2 separate regions of the Homo sapiens genome follow, and region 2 is linked to region 1. Evidence: chromatin loops called from intact Hi-C (ENCODE). Cell type or tissue: GM12878. All regions are shown on one strand. Each heading gives the region's core, and the rest is flanking DNA. Links, peaks and the distances in the headings are about the cores only. Region 1 has its middle 32 kb from the start of SH3BP5L. Region 2 has its middle 18 kb from the start of OR2T2.

The links. Peaks named below come from ENCODE experiments on the same cell type or tissue, not always from the same donor. Only the 100,000 strongest peaks of a DNase experiment are listed, where the experiment ranks them.
Region 2: it touches region 1 in a loop (3-fold over the local background); 1 of 110 quality-filtered maps calls a loop at or near these places.

Annotation. Positions count from the first base shown.
Region 1 is chr1:248,792,120-248,795,042 of GRCh38, reverse strand. No RefSeq gene overlaps it. Among named protein-coding and RNA genes, the nearest start is that of SH3BP5L, 32 kb to the left of the region's middle. RefSeq lists a silencer at 1,379-1,468. In GM12878, for the core only: no CTCF peak of the experiment used is centred there; a DNase peak (open chromatin) is centred at 1,292; H3K27ac peaks cover 386 bases.
Region 2 is chr1:248,425,850-248,428,772 of GRCh38, reverse strand. No RefSeq gene overlaps it. Among named protein-coding and RNA genes, the nearest start is that of OR2T2, 18 kb to the left of the region's middle. In GM12878, for the core only: no CTCF peak of the experiment used is centred there; no DNase peak of the experiment used is centred there; H3K27ac peaks cover 887 bases.

The DNA of each region.
Region 1 (2,923 bases), core at 209-2,708:
CTCCAGAATTTACATTTAAAAAATAATTTCTATCTATTGATATTCTCTATCTGATGTGATATTATCATCATACCTTCCTTTAGTTGTTTAATCAAGTTTCCTTTAGTTCTTTGAACTACTTTGAAGACTTTTTTTTTTTTTTTTGAGATGGAGTTTCGCAATCTTTTCCCAAGCTGGAGTACAATGGTGTGATCTCGGCTTACCACAACCTCTGCCTCCTGGGTTCAAGCAATTCTCCTGCTTCAGTCTCCTGAGTAGCTGGGATTACAGGCATGGGCCACCACGCCTGGCTAAATTTTGTATTTTTAATAGAGACGGGGTTTCTTCATGTTGGCCAGACTGTTCTCGAACTCCTGACCTCAGGTGATCCACTCTCCTTGGCCCCCCAAAGTGTTGGGATTACAGGTGTGAGCCATGAAACTTTGTTAAATCTGACATCTGGTAACTTGTGAAGGTGAATTTTATGTGTCAACTTAGGCCACACGGTATCCAAATATTTTGTCAAATATTATTCTAGAAATTTCTGTGAAGTTATATATTGGATGAGACTAATATTTAAATCTGTAGACTGAGTACAGCAGATTACCCATTATGATATGGGTGGGCCTCCTCAAATCAGTGGAAAGCCTTTATAGAAAAAGACTAACCTCCTTGGAAGAAGGAAGACTTTTGCCAGAAGACTGCCTTTGGACTCAAATTACAAGTCTTCCCTGGATTTTCAGCCCTGCCAGCCTACTCTGCACATTTGAACTTGCCAAGCCCCCACAACTGCATGAAGAAATCCTTTAAAATGAACCTCTCTCTCTCTCTCTCTCTCTCTCTCTCTGTCTCTAAACATCCTGTTGATTCTGTTTTCCTGGACAATCCTGACTAATATATCATTCATAGAGGCAGTTTCTGTTTCCTGATTTTTCTTTAGTTTATGGGCCATATTTTCTGTTTCTTTGCATGTCTCATAACGTTTGTTGGAAACTGGACATTTTAGATCACGTACTGAAGCAACTCCGGGTGTGCCCGCCACCTCAGGTGGGCTTGTTATTGTTATTTGCCTGCTTATTTGTGTAGTGATTAGCTGGATTATTTTCCTGAAGCCTATTCTCCCACTACCACACTCATTCTTCCCCACCCCCTGCAGTGGGAAGCCTCTAAGCCTCTAATGTTGCTCCTCACAGGACACAACCTTTGGTATGCCCACAGTCATTGTGGGATGATGGTGGTTTTGGCAGATTTCTTTTTGACTATCTATTCCTGAACTTACTCAGCTGTTAAGCTCTCTAATTGCAGGCTGATTGCTCAGCTGTTTTCAACAATGCTCTGGGCATCCATTGCCCTATAGGCTTAGCTAATCAAATTCAGGCTCCTTTGTAGGGACAGTTACCAAAGTCACTGAAACATGTTCTGACTCCAGGAGGGCTCTTTGTAGTTGTCTGGTGTCTTGTTTCTCTCTGGCAAACCAGCCGGCCTACAGTTTAGCCTATATTTCTGTCTTAGTCAGCTTGGTGTGCTATTACAAAATATTATAAACTAGGTGGCTTATAGACAAAAGAAATTTATTTCTCACGGTTCTGGACACTGAAAGTCCAAGATCAGGATGCCAGCATGGTCAGGTTCTGGTGAAGGCCCTCTTCAGGTTGCAGACTGTTGACTTCTCATTGTATCTTCACATGGTGGAAAGAAGGTGAGAGAGCTCTCTGGGGTCCCTTTTATAAGGTCACTAATTCCATTCATGAGGGCTCCACCCTCATGATCTAATGACCTTCCGAAGGCCCCATCTCCTAATATCATCACATTGGGGGTTATAATTTCAACATATGAATTTTGGGGGAACACAAGCATTCAGTCCATAGCAATCGTCAATGAATCTACTAATTGCTTCCCAATCGCCTTTCACCGCAACCGCCACTGTTTTATTCCCCCTATATTTAGAGGACTCTTAGACTTGAACTTCAGACTCAGTTATAAGTGAGGTCTGTTCCTTTGAGTAGAAAGCTGGAGCTCTCTGTTCTATGCCTGCTTCTGCCCCTGGGTAAAATCTCTGAGCCATGGCTCTGGAGAAAATGGCATGCTTCTCCTGAGTGACGCCTCTACTTTAGGAGCTGAGCACTTGGTAGAATGGTGTGCAGCAGCCCTAGAATTTCTCAGGTTGGCCTTTATTGGCATGGGACTGCTGCCAGTGAACTAGGGCAGTGGTGATTGGGGCCTCAGTATTTGCAGTATGTGCAGTATTCTCAAGGTCGAGCCTGTATCCCATGACTAGGAGAGGCAAGGAAGAAGGGAGTCTTCACTTGTCAGCCATACTCACCTGGAATTTATTATCTTCAGTAGGAAGAAACTGGGGGTAGGATGAGACATGCTAACTTTCTGCTCCAGAAAGTGTGAAAGTTATCAGAATCAAAACAAGTCCCTTGTTAACAAAGCTCCGACAAAAAGAGCCAGAAAAGGCCGTGAACAGAGGGTTCTCACGCACGAATGCCTGATAACAGGAACTATCACAAAAAGCTCTGCAAAAACCACAGCCTTGCACAAAGACCATCACAGCCTTACACAAAAATATAATTCTGCGAGGACATCTGCCCAGCAACTGCTTGTCCAACCTCAGACTGGCACCACCTTTATTATTTGATTCTTATAGCCAAGGACAGTTATCTCAAAACAATTATGTAATCCTCCTTATTTTTCCTTTAAAAACCACTGTCTTCTGTTACCTCCCTGAATACACACATAGTTTTCTATGGCACATATATTCCCATTGCAATTCTATTCCTAAATAAACATCATTTTCGTTAGAGAGTCTCCCTCTCTGTCAATGTAGGTTGACAGAAGTTTGTCCCCTGACTGGGAGCTTTGGGGAGAGGAAGCTGTGTGTTCTTGGCTATAATAGTCTAGAGTAGAGTTTCCATCTTGCTGAGTTGTCCCCTGACTG
Region 2 (2,923 bases), core at 309-2,808, 370 kb after region 1:
CAAAAACATTCATAATAGCCCCAAGCTGAAAATAACATACATACCAAATAACTATAGAATAAATATATCAATTAAGATATTCAATGACATTGCATATGCTAAGGAAAATGAGCAAACTATACAAGATAATGAGCTGAATATCACAAAAATTATATTTAGCAAAAAAGTCAAAATAATATATTCAAAGTAACTTCATTTTTAAAGTTCAAAATTAGGCAAGAGTAAACTCTGTTGTTTACAGATAGATACCGTATTAGTCCGTCCTCATGCTGCCATAAAGACATACCTGGGACTGGGTAATTTATGGAGAAAAGAGGTTTAATTGACTCACAGTTGCTTAGGCTTTACAGAAAGCATGGCTGGGGAGGCCCCGGGAAACACACAATCATGGGGGAAGGTGGAGGGGAAGCAGGTACAATCTTTACAAGGCTGAGCAGGAGAGAGAGAGTGAAAGGGGAAGTGCTTCACACTTTCAAGCAACTAGATCTCAGGAGAACTCACTCAGAATCATGAGTACAGCAAGGGGGAAATCCACCCCAGGATCCAATCACCTCCTACCAGCTACCTCCCTGAACACTGGGAATTACAATTCAACATGAGATTTAGGTGGGGACACAGAGCCAAACCATATTGATACATAAGATGTAAAACTATGAAAATAATAAAGGAAACTAGTCACCTATCAGCTAAACAGACAGTACCTGATTCATTCAGGCCAAAATGTGAAAGTATTACTAACCACAGGTTCTTGGGCTCCTGTGCAATAGAAATGGACATGAGACCAAGCAAGTTTTCCAGACAAGGCTTTATTAAGGGCTTGTGCTCGAACACAAGGGAGACAGCACTGGAATGACAGTTCTCTGGCTGGTTCCCCATGGCTAGGCCTTTGCTGTGTTTTAAGATGAGTGACATGGATAATCATGAGGTATGGGAGGCTCTTTATACATGTGGAGTGGAGCACAGGATATGCAGGCACAGTGAGAAATTATGTGAACACATACATTGCATGATCAAAAAATGGTGGGTAAGCCCTTCCCTGGGTGGAGATTTTAGTATTATAATGAAGCAAGGGGTAAAGATCAGTCATTCTTCTGGTCTTATGCACATGTGAGTGATAAGGTTAACTCCCTTGAATAAGATTTATGGTGGAATGCTGCTTATCTTAGTTTCTTCAAGTTATCCATGCAGTGGGTATCGTGCCAGTGGAGGTGGTGGTGCAAGGTCTGGAAGTTGGCAGGTACGGGAAAAAAAATGTGATAGTAGGAGTGGGGGCCAAGCCCTGTCCTTACTGTGTTTCAGAAGTAGGTTATGTGTATTGATACAGTTCAGACACACATTGTATCCCTGATATAATGAACTGATACAGTTCAGACACACCTCATATCCCTGATATAATGAACTGATACAGTTCACAGACACACATTGTATCCCTGATATAATGAACTGATACAGTTCAGACACAACTCATATCCCTGATATAATAAACGGATACAGTTCACAGACACACATTGAATCCCTGATATAATGAACTGATACAGTTCAGAGACACATTCTATCCCTGATATAATGAATGCATACAGTTCAGACACACCTCATATCCGTGATATAATGAACGGATACAGTTCCGACACACATTCTATCCCTGATATAATGAACTGATACAGTTCAGAGACACATTCTATCCCTGTTATAATGAATGCATACAGTTCAGACACACATTCTATCCCTGATATAATGAATGCATACAGTTCAGACACACATTCTGTCCCTGATATAATGAACGGATACAGTTCAGACACACATTCTATCCCTCTTAGTGATGCTAAGCCTAAGAATCTAGGAGTATAGAAACTTTAGCAAAATCCCGTATAAATGGACTGCATGGACCACATGAGCTGTGTTGTGACTTCCCTGTGAATGAGATGGGTCACACCATAAGATGATAGTATCAAAACTTTGCAAAGTTTATAATTAGTGGTACAGGGGGCGGGGGTGGGGGGGAAGTAAGACATTTTTTCCTTGCTCATCAAAAGGTTCGTGGTTGGTAACTTCTAACAAAAGACAGATTAGCAACAGAAAAGTATAGCAAATTTACTTAGTAGAAGTTTCATGAGGCATGCGAGCCTTAAAAGTATGATTAGAACATTTAAAAATATGATATAATGGAAATAAACTTAGGAGGAGGACTTAGCGAGGTTTGTTCAGATTCTTAGTGGCCTCCCCATGTGACATTTTTTTCCCTCTGGGCATTGGTCAGGGCCCCTCTGGAATAAAGGGCTTATTACCTTCTCTCAGAACAGGTAGGTCTGAGAATTCTTTTGTGGACAGCTCTCAGGGGAGAAGGGCAGAAAAAATCAGAAAGTGACTTTTCTACCTCTTCGGTTTTCTCAGTTTTCTTCAGCTTATTTAGTATGTCAAGTTTGCATTTGATGAAAAAGCTGAACACTGTAAAATATTTAAAGAGGTTTATTCTGAGCCAATATGAGTGACGATGGCCGGGGAAAAGCCTCAGAAGATCCTGAGAAAGTGTGCCCAGGGTAACTTCTGTCTCCCTAAAACTTAGGGAAAGAACTTGCAGGCAAAGTCATAAATCAATACATGTAAAATATACATTGTTTCAGCCTGAAAAAGCAGGACATGAAGTGGAAGGCTTATGAGTCATAGGTGGATGCAAAGATTTTTCTGATTGGCAATTGGTTGAAAGAGTTAAACTAAAGACTTGAAGTCAGTAGAAAAAAATGTTTGAGTTAAGGTAAGGGAGTTTGTGGAAGCTAAGATTCTTGTTACATATATGAAGCCTCCATGTAGCTGGCTTCAGAAAGAATAGATGGTAAATGTCTCTTTTTGGACCTTAAAAGGTGTGAGCCTCACAGTCTATCTTTCCTGGATCTGGAAAAGGCCTAGCTGCACTAATGGCAGATGC